2 separate regions of the Homo sapiens genome follow, and region 2 is linked to region 1. Evidence: read pairs that join two places in POLR2A ChIA-PET (ENCODE). Cell type or tissue: endothelial cell of umbilical vein. All regions are shown on one strand. Each heading gives the region's core, and the rest is flanking DNA. Links, peaks and the distances in the headings are about the cores only.

Region 1 (5,393 bases), core at 148-5,147:
TGTAATAAGTCTTAATGTTTTGTAAGTGTGACTTTTCCTTTTCTCACAGATCTATCCTCTCTCTTCTGTTTCTACTGCTTGGGTCAGTCTCTCAACTATCTTTGATTTAGACACTTTGAATAGCATTCTAATGTGTTTCCATGTCATTGATCTTTCCATTTTCCATCCATTCTTTATGGTGCTCCTGAGTTAATTTCTTTAAAATATAGATTTGATTATCTATATACTTAATCAAAAGTCTTTTGCGGCTCCCTGTGACCTACAGAATAAAGCCCAGCTCTTTGCACAGCTTTCTACCCCTTTGCATAACACTTCTGGTAACATGAGGGACTGAAACAATATTAATATAAATGGGCTCACATCTCACAAGGAACATGGAAATGCTGATTAATAGATCCAAATATAGTGCTGGCGTGGCCGCCAGGAGGCGCAGCCAAGTCGCGGCTGCTCTTCCTGGTTCCCAGAGGCCCAGACTTGCACTTAGGAGCCAGCGCAAGCTCCGTGCGCATGCGCGCTCCCCGCTCACGCAGACAACGTGGCTCCAGTGGAGCAAGTTGTGGCGGATGCTGGGGCTTTCCTTCGGGATGCGGCTCTGCAGGACATCGGGAAGAACATTTACATCATCCGGGAGGTGGTCACTGAGTTTCGGGACAAGGCCACATGCAGGCGGCTCGCTGTCCTGCCCTATGAGCTGCGGTTCAAGGAGCCCTTACCAGAATACGTGCAGCTGGTGACTGAGTTTTCAAAGAAAACAGGAGACTACCCCAGCCTCTCTGCCACGGACATCCAAGTGCTTGCGCTCACATACCAGTTGGAAGCAGAGTTTGTTGGGGTGTCTCACCTAAAACAAGAACCACAGAAGGTTAAACTGAGCTCATCGATTCAGCACCCAGAAACACCTCTGCACATTTCTGGTTTCCATCTGCCCTCCAAGCCTAAACCCCCACAAGAAACAGAAAAAGGACACCCAGCTTGTGAGCCTGAGAACCTGGAATTTAGTTCCTTCATGTTCCGGAGAAACCCTCTGCCCAACATCGATCATGAACTGCAGGAGCCGCTGATTGACAGAGGTGAGGACGTTCCAAGAGAGGAGGAGGAGGAGGAAGAAAACGGGTTTGAAGACAGAAAAGATGACAGCGATGACGACGGGGGTGGCTGGATAACCCCCAGTAACATCAAGCAGATCCAGCAGGAGCTGGAGCAGTGCGACGTCCCCGAGGACGTGCGGGTTGGCTGCGTGACCACAGACTTCCCCAGGCAGAATGTTCTGCTGCAGATGGGGCTGCACGTGCTGGCGGTGAACTGCATGCTGATTCGTGAGGCCCAGAGCTACGTCTGGGCTGCCACGGCTGTTTCAAGACAACGTCTGACATGAGCCGAGTGTTCTGTTCACACTGTGGGAACAAGACCCTGAAGAAAGTGTCCGTGACCATCAGTGACGACGGCACCCTGCACATGCACTTCTCCCGCAACCCCAAGGTGCTGAACGCCCGCGGCCTCCGGTACTCGCTTCCCACTCCCAAAGGGGGCACATACGCCATCAACCCCCATCTCACCGAGGATCAGCGCTTCCCTCAACCGCGACTCTCCCGAAAGGCCAGGCAGAAAACCAACGTGTTCGCCCCTGACTACATCGCCGGGATGTCGCCCTTTGTCGAGAATGACATCTCCAGCCGCTCAGCTACCCTACAGGTCCGGGACAGCACCTTGGGAGCTGGGCGGAGACGCTTAAATCCCAACGCTTCCAGAAAGAAGTTTGTGAAGAAAAGGTGAAGAGCGAGTTCCCGCAGGCAAATTGGATGGGCGTCTGGCCGCCGTGGAGTTCCGGTGACCCATTACCCCAGCCATGTCGTCTCCAGGACCACCCGATGGAAATTAACAGGCGGGCTTCACGGTGCGGTTCTGCCCGCCCATGCCCTGCCGGGTCTGCACGGAACTGGACTGTCCCATGGCCTGTGAGCATCGGAGCGCCTGGCTGCCTGCCAAGGAAGGGGAATTGGATAAAAACAGGAAGAACAATGCCCTGGAGCCAATCTTTAAGAAAGGAGTTTCCAAAGGATAATATTTTTCTAATAAATGCGGCTGCAAGCTCCTGTGCATTTTATTAAATAGGCCAAATTTTTGCTGCTTAGGTCATCTCAAGGCTGACACTTGAGCTGTGTGCCCAGTTCAGATTTATCTTTTTGCTAGAAAATACAAGGTTATAATAAAACTAAAAAAAAAAAAAAAAAAAAAAAAAGATCCAAATATATATCTCACCTCAAAAGAAAGAACAATAAGAGCTGGGTTGGGGAAACAATAAGGAATGATAAAGCCTGTATAGTAAGCAGAAGATGCTGCCCAGCCATATAAAAGGGTTTCAGCCCCAGATAAGGGCTGTAGAGTGTAAGGGCTGAGCTTCTACCCACCACATGTGGAGAAAATATGTAGCTTTGGCCCATGTGAAAGGAAAATGGACCTAAAACACTGAATAAGTTCAACAGCCTCTAAGGTCTGGTCTATCTGTGGAAATGAGACTACAAAAATTCTAACCATTAGCCCAGAGGAAGCTGTAAGGAAGGCTGCCATTTGATCAGGCCAGTGGGAGAGGGAAGGTTCCAATGAGAAATCAAAACCTCAGGCCCATCCAGAATGGGTTTCGTTCTAAATTTGCATTGCCTGTGTTGTAAAGAAACCCCAAAATAAACATTGACCTAGGCTGTGAAATCCCCAGAGCCCAGTCAGAAGCAAACAGGAAGCTATTCAGTGAGAACATGTCTACAATTCAATGCTCATGGACATTTTCCAAAAAAAAAACCACAGAAGATTATTTTTCCAATAAAATATTACAAACCCTAGGAAAAAGCAATCCACCATGAGCCAGGGAAGATGCAACAATTGAGAAAGTAGTTCACCAAAAACTGGAGGTAGTAGAACACTTTGATAAAAGGAAAGAATATAGAGTTCGATTGGCTGTCATCGGACTAGTCTTGGAAACCAAAAACTACCAAAACAAAGGCAACTATTCTTTGAAAAGTTGTCTCTTTTAGGGGCCATGTGCTACCTTGATGTGGCTTCCTAGTGTACATTTCAATTCTCTGCTCCCTTCAGATTTCCTTTATCTACTTAAAAATAATAACTCTTTGCTCTTTACTTCCATTTGAATGTATTCTTCCATATGCCATATGGAAGCCAGTATAGCTTAGTGTTGTAACATTAGATTCCGTAATTAAAATTTCTGAATTTACCTTGATGCTGCCACTTACTGGCTGTGTGATCTTCAACTTCACCTCCTTTTTTTTTTTTTTGAGAGAAGTCTCACTCTTGTCCCCCAGGTGCTTGAGTGCAATGGCTCGATCTCAGTTCACTGCAACCTCTGCCTCCCAGGTTCAAACGATTCTCCTGCCTCTGCCTCCCAAGTAGCTGGGATTAAGGTGCCTACCATCATGCCTGGCTAATTTTTTGTATTTTTAGTAGAGACGGGGTCTCACCATGTTAGTCAGGCTGGTCTCGAACTCCTGACCTTGTGATCCGCCTGCCTCGGCCTCCCAAAGTGCTGGGATTACAGGGGTGAGCCACCACGCCCAGCCAACTTCACCTCTTTTTCAAGTTCCTCGCTTGTAAAATAAAGATAATGGTTTGTATCTAGCAGGATTGATGAAGAGATCTGATGACATAGCACTGTAAAGCCCTCTGCCTAGGACCTGGCACAGAAAAGTAATAAATAAATGTTATTCATTATTATTCTTACTAATTACCTTGCACACATTATCATATATCCCTGCAACAATTTTGTAAAAAAAAATTACCTCTATGTTACATATTGGGAAACAGTTCATGGAGGTTAAGTATTATACCTGAGATAATGTTGCTAGTAAGTAGTAGAGCTTGAGCATGAACCCAGATCTCTTTGACTCTGAGACCTACGTGGTCAACCTCTACACGATACTGTACTGATAAAACTACTCATGAGCCCAAAATGATCACCCTCAACCTTCTCTGCTAACTCCAGGATTCACCACTGATAGGCAACAATTTCTCTATGTCTTAATGTAAATTCATTTATTTACTGAACTTATCATGCTTCTAATATGAGTCTAAGCACTGCATAAGGCATGGGGGTCTACAGTAGGGAGTAATGCTGCTGCAATCTAGTGAGATGATCAGACAGTACCTACCCTAAGTAAAAGTGTGTGTGTGTGTGTGTGTGTGTGTTTAAAATTGTAAAGAGTACTGTGAAAAATATCACAGGGCACAGTAACAGGGTGACAAGTGAAATCTCCTTTAACAAGAGTGTCACAGAAAGGCATCTGCCAGAAGATAAAATTTAGGCTGAGACTTTTAAAGTGTTTAAAGGAGCCAATATGTGAGGAACAAAAGGCAGAGTAATCATGTGCAGAGGCCATAATGTGGAATTGCCGAGGCATATTGGAGGAATGCAGCAGTGCTGGAGCCGCTGAGGACAGGGGATCTGAGGAGAGAGAGCAAGCAAGGGAGAAGAGTGATGAGGAAAAAAGGAGCCGAGTGGTCATGGAGGTCCATGTTGTGGAGTTCAGATTATACATTAAGTGCAATGAGAAACCACTGAAATTTTTTAAGTAGAGGAATGACATGATCTGATAGTATTTTTTAAAAAATTACTCCAACTGGATAATGGGCTTAACAGATAACACACTACAAATGAAGAAACCAAGTAGGAAGCAATGGCAATGCATCAGTAGTGACAGGAGAGTAACAAAGCGAAATGAATAGAGGCAAGATATATTTTTGAGAGAAAATGAAGAACAGTGCTGATGGATTGAAGAGATTCTGACATAACAGGCTCTCACCCATTCAAGATTAGGCCTAATACATCTTGAGTCGCTGCTTAGTCAATGATTGGCTTCCTCTGAGCTCTGTGTCTATTCCCAACCAACCAGCTATGATCAGGGACCAGAGGCAGCATGAGGGGTAATCCTTGGAGAGGCTGTGGATGAAGCAGGCTCTATGAAAAAATGTCACATTTCTTCTATTCAATCTCATCTCCCATACTAGAGAGTGAGCTCTTCATGACATGAATTTTTATCTTGTCAAATTTGTACCCCCACATCAATTAACAATGTTTTTTACATAGTATGTGCTCGATAAATATATTTCCAAATAAACTAAATTACTCAAGACTAAATCAATGTCACATGAAATTGAAAATCTGTCTCTTTTTTTCTCCCTATCTCTTTTTGTATGTTTCCTTTCTGTCTCCATGTTCCTTTCTCTTCCATGTAACTAGTATTTTTTTTTACTTGCTGTCAGACTTTACCATTCAGAAATGACCAAAACAAAAGGAAAAAAATGGTACAAAGAGAAAATCAGCAGTTCTGTTCAATAATAGCCAATTGTTTCCCTGACAGCATCCAGACAAATAGTCTAAATCACAA
Region 2 (5,393 bases), core at 129-5,128, 360 kb before region 1:
AAATTTGATTCAAATATTTTTCTACAGATACTTGGTTCAAAAAGAAGAAAGATGTCAAGAATGAAAAGGTATCTTATTATTTCTAGTGCAGACTTCTTAGGTAATGTGTTCATTACCATTTTTATAACATATGTAGTGAAGGATTCTTTCTCAGGATTATATATCCAACTATTTGAATACATATATAATAATTAAATTTATTCATGTTTAATCTAAGGCAATTTCGATAATTATCAGAATCATAAAGAAATATTTTTTGCATGTTTTCATTAATACTTCCATTAACATTTTGGCATTTGCTATGTTGTTAAGAAGTATTCTGAAAAGTAGAAAATCATATTAAAAAGTTGCTGTATTAATAGGATTTGGGGGTAAAAAGAACAAAAGACAAAAAGAGGAAGATTAATGTCATTGGTAGGTACTTGGGAAGTTACTTTAATTAGTTAACATTTTTTAAATCTGAAAGAAGAAAAATAAGTCAAGTTAATAAACCATAGTACACAGAAAAATAAATTTTGGACTATAAAAGACTCAGCCATATACATGGACTATATCTTTATATAGAGCAGATTTAATTATGAGAGATAACACTACCAAGATAATTTGAAACACCATGAGCTTTAAATTTAAAAGCACTATACAGATTCTCTTCATCCACTTGAACAGCTAAGAGTAAAAACGACCTCTATGCAAATACAAGTTATACTCAATGTTGACTTATTCAGAGAAAAATAATAATAATTGAGGCTACTTTTCCCTTCAGATTAAAAAAGAGTATTACAAACTTTTAATAAAATTATATAGTAATTGGTTGATATATCTATAAAAAGGCAAGTGGAATAGATTGCCTTGAAATACAACTTAGTATATAACATAAAAATACATTAATTTTATTATTATAATGACAAGTATCAATGTAATATATTGTAAGTATCATAAATATAATATAATAAATAAAAAGTATCATCAATATAATATAATGTAAGTATCATAAACTAAGGAGTAATATGACTATTTGCTAATACTGGGATATTGAGAAAATTGGGGGAAAGTCAAGAGCCTATATTATATCAGGTTTAAAAAAAAAATCCATTCCAGATAAGGTAAAGAGTGGGCTGTAAAAAAGAAACCAGAAAAAACAAACAAACAGAAAATATGGGTGAGATGAAAATGATCTAGGGATGTAAAAATTTGCAGATCATAATAGCAATACAGAAATAAAAAATGATTATTATATCTAACTACAAATTATAGAAACAAAACCACAAGTTTTGTAAGCTGTGATCATAAAGAAAATTGAGTAATGTGAAAAACTGGGACAAACTTTTTACAAATAATATAATAGATAAAGAATCAATACCCATAATATACAAAGAATTCTGATGAATCACCAATATTCATGCTCCAAAATGGTAACCACGTGTAGCTGCTAAAAATGCTGGAAGTATTGAGCCTCACTGGTGATCAAATGAATGCATTTTCAAACCATGAGGTGTAATTTTTGCCTTTCAATTAACCAGGATTTTTTAAAATAATGACACCCAACACTATAAGTATTCTTAGCTATTGCTATTGGGAGAGGAAATTAATATATCCACTTTGGAAAGCAACTTGATAATAGACAGACCATTTTAAAGTTTGTTGCCTTTGACACAGCAATTCTCTTCTAGCAATCTATTCTAAGAGAATAATTGGATATGTAAGGATTTATATATGAAATGTATAATCCAGAATTATTATTATTTTTGCACCAACCTAATACATTAAGAAACATTAGGAATGTTTTCAATGTCCAACAAGAAAATGAGCACAAGAATATTGGCACATCCCCACAAAGAAATATTATACTAGCATTAAAAATGTTCTTAACTAACATCTAGGTGATATACGAAAATATAATAAAATGACATGAAATGAAGACGGTGAGACAGATCTATAGCACATAAGTAGAAAGAGCTGGAGTTGAGCTTGAGATGCAGCAAATCTAAATGGCAGGGCACACTTGGAAGAACCTTCCAGCTGTCAGGGATACAGCAGTAATGATACAGACAAAGCCCTGGCCTTGGGAATCAGACAATAAACAAACAAGTAAATACATTATATAACACCAAAGTTAGGAAGAAAAATGCACATTTACATTTATCTCAAGCAATATAATGCACTACATATATGCACACGCACGCACAAACTGTGGGGGAAACAAAATATCAAAATAATAACAGTGAGTACTTTTATTTGATGTGATTAAGATATTACAGGTGATTTTTAATTTCATCATATTTTTTTGGCATTTTAAATTTGTTTATCTATTATTATTAAAAGAAAGGAGGAAATGCTATATACTGTTACTGAAAATACTTACCACAATCATAAAGTTTTACTTTGACTTCCAATAAGGTACAGAATACATATAAATTTTCCTTTCTTCATTTGACTAAATGGATCATCGACCACAACTACTGGGTAGAGATTTGTGTTCCCGTCATTTAAAAATAGAATAAACAATATGTGTCCATTATGAGAAATACTGAAACAGGATAATCAGGATATCCTGTGTTTCTAAGTGCGCATAGATCAGAGGCAGGGAGTGGAGGAGGCAGGGTTAAGCAGGGAGGGAATTCCACCCAGGTATTGCTATAGAAATGGCAGCAATAGAGCAGAACTAGCACTATCTTTTAGAGAACAGGAAATACCTGCCCTGCCTAGTCACAGACTTGCATCATAAACTCAATGGTTTGAAAAGCACCTATGTATTCAAACTGAAGATTTCTCCCTTGCTGCAGTTCAGAGTCCACGTTGTGACTTGGCATAAAGACAAACAATTCCGCAGCTCAGAGAAAGACATCATTGAGTTCAATTTCTAGTGGCTTTCCCCCAACATTTGCCACTTGATCACTTCTCCTTGGCAAGAGGACACTGCACTGTGAGGAATAAATAGCTAAACACTTACATACATTTAAAACACATTTAACCTTTTTCCACAAGACCCAGAGCAGCTAGCGAATAGTACCTTAAAATCATGACCTCCACTTGCTGTCTATCTCCCTCGTTTCTTTTTGTCATTTTCTGGCTGAAAACAAAGTTAATCTTCTTTTCTATTTCAATTTCTCTTTTACTTGCCTCAGGCCAGAATATAGAAAGTGAGACTTTGTTTGACAATATCAATAACAGAAAAATTAAATATTGCCTCCACAAATGATATTTAACCTATTTTAAGAGCCAGTGTATCTGTAAAGATGTTAAAGACAATAAAAAGCAGCTATTTCCTTATAATATTCTAACATTTCAGCATTTCCTAATTGTAAACTTTCTATTTTAATCTTCTAACCAAATGACCTTCAGTAAACGACCTGAAATGGATTAACTTACTTCAACTAGCCTAGCACCCTCTTTCATTATCTATTTGACTAACAGCTTTAGAAAGTCAAATGCAGGCAAATTTTAATGCTCTGACACATTTTTAAAAGCAGTTTTGTTCTATTCTCAAATGACATAGAGGTCACTTCTAATGATTACATTTCCCCCAGCTAATTTCAAGGCTAAAATCTTGCCATAGCCATCTTTCTTAGATTTCTATTCAACAACACTAAGCATTTGGAAAGAGTACTAGAAAAGGATCAGGATTTTAACTTATAAATATAGACAAATTAATCCATCTCTGTGGCTTCTATTTCGTTAGCTTCACAATAAAAGGGTTGTGAATTTTGATGGTTCCTCCCCTCCTAACTCTAACATCACAGGCTTTGACAATTTATTTTCTCAAGGTCAAATTAATTGTGGTTTTAATTATGACAATGAGTCCAATACACTAAGCCAAGTCAATGTGTGAATAGAAGAAGGTAACCAAGTAGAGAACTCTTTGTACACACGGGTAATATGATAATTGAAACCATTTTGAAATGTAGAGACATTACTATAATAAATCCTTTGCTATCTATCTCTTAGAGAACGGCCATGACCATAGACTATCAGGGAGGAAGAAGAAATAGCATCATGAAAAGCCAATAGAAGAGATTCTTCGGAAGAGGTGGGACTTGGGATACCAAGAAAAGCATTGTGCAAGGGGCAGTCTCCCAGGACCTAGAAATGACTTTGCTCATAAAATCATACATTCTATTCTTTAATATCTCATTTTGTGTTATATGGCTATGTATTATAAGCTCTAGTTTTTACATATTTTGGCCTATTTTAATGCTATGCCATGAACTTGATATCATGAACTATTTTTCATATAGTATTGTACAGCTTGATATATAAAACAGTGGCCTTTGTATTTGATCACTGCATTCTCAATAATATGTATCAGTACGGGTTATTGTTTAAGCTTTTGTCACAGCAAGATGTATTTCTTCCACTTCTATAATTTTAAGAGAAAGCATATAAGAAAGGGAAAGAAAGATAATATGGTACAGCACTAAATAGCCAGGAAAACCATGTGATTTAAAAAACTATGAGCCTGTCTCCTTAGAAAAACAATTATAAAAATATTGTATGTTCTTGAAAAACAACCTCCAGCATTGGAGATTAGAAATGCTTCAACTCTGAGACTGAGATAATTGTCATTTCCCATGGCCGGGTGTTTCAAGTAAGAGTGTCTTTTCCCTCGTGAGAATGGGTTTTCTCAAAGCCAACAGTCAAGCAGTACAGAAGAAAAGAAACAGCTTCCCCATGTCCACAAATCCTGATCTGATAGTCCCTATGGGTGACAAATGAACTAATGACATGATGTTTAATACCAATAAAAAGCATACCATTAAATAAGTATCTACTATGAGCAAAGCATTGTCAGACACAGCCATAAATTATATCTAATTCTCACAACGATCTTAAGGTAAGCATTAGAATACCCACTTAGGTGGGAAAAGGAATGAATTAATGCAGACTTTTGAAAGTCATGACAAGGATCGCTCCCTCTCTTTCTTTATGTATGCAGCATATTAGAAATATATAAATGCAATCCTAACTAAATTATGGGGAATGTCTAATACTGAAATGTAGCAGACCCATCAGAAAAGATTCCTCTCATATAATTGCATCTATGGATACTTATGGGCAATCCCATATGTCTATGCTCTTGAGAAAAATAATGAATCACATAATAAAAGACTAATATAAACCTTCTGGACCACAGAGGCTACAGACCATTTTATATCTTCTGTGGGCATATATAATAAAAGTAGTAAATAGGATTAGGGATTCATCATTATACCACATTAATGGCACCCTTAACAAGCATTTTTAAAATCTATATTTTTCCTGGTACACTCCTTATATCACAAGACACTCTACTTAAGGTGATCCCTTAAGTAGAATTCAATTCTATAGGTTGGATATGATCCTAGATCTTCAGATGTAATAACTAAGTTTCCATTTTGAAGGGGTGCCAGTTTGGA

Evidence for each region. Peaks named below come from ENCODE experiments on the same cell type or tissue, not always from the same donor. Only the 100,000 strongest peaks of a DNase experiment are listed, where the experiment ranks them.
Region 2: POLR2A ChIA-PET joins it to region 1 with 5 read pairs; 1 of 35 experiments calls an interaction of 5 or more read pairs at or near these places.

Annotation. Positions count from the first base shown.
Region 1 is chr4:138,560,169-138,565,561 of GRCh38, forward strand. It overlaps the pseudogene LOC152594. Among named protein-coding and RNA genes, the nearest start is that of LINC00498, 250 kb to the left of the region's middle. In endothelial cell of umbilical vein, for the core only: a CTCF peak has its summit at 453 (motif pointing right); DNase peaks (open chromatin) are centred at 1,983 and 2,703; H3K27ac peaks cover 1,429 bases.
Region 2 is chr4:138,197,011-138,202,403 of GRCh38, forward strand. The region is part of intron 6 of SLC7A11 (solute carrier family 7 member 11); the gene reads right to left. Among named protein-coding and RNA genes, the nearest start is that of SLC7A11, 43 kb to the right of the region's middle. In endothelial cell of umbilical vein, for the core only: no CTCF peak of the experiment used is centred there; a DNase peak (open chromatin) is centred at 2,751; H3K27ac peaks cover 637 bases.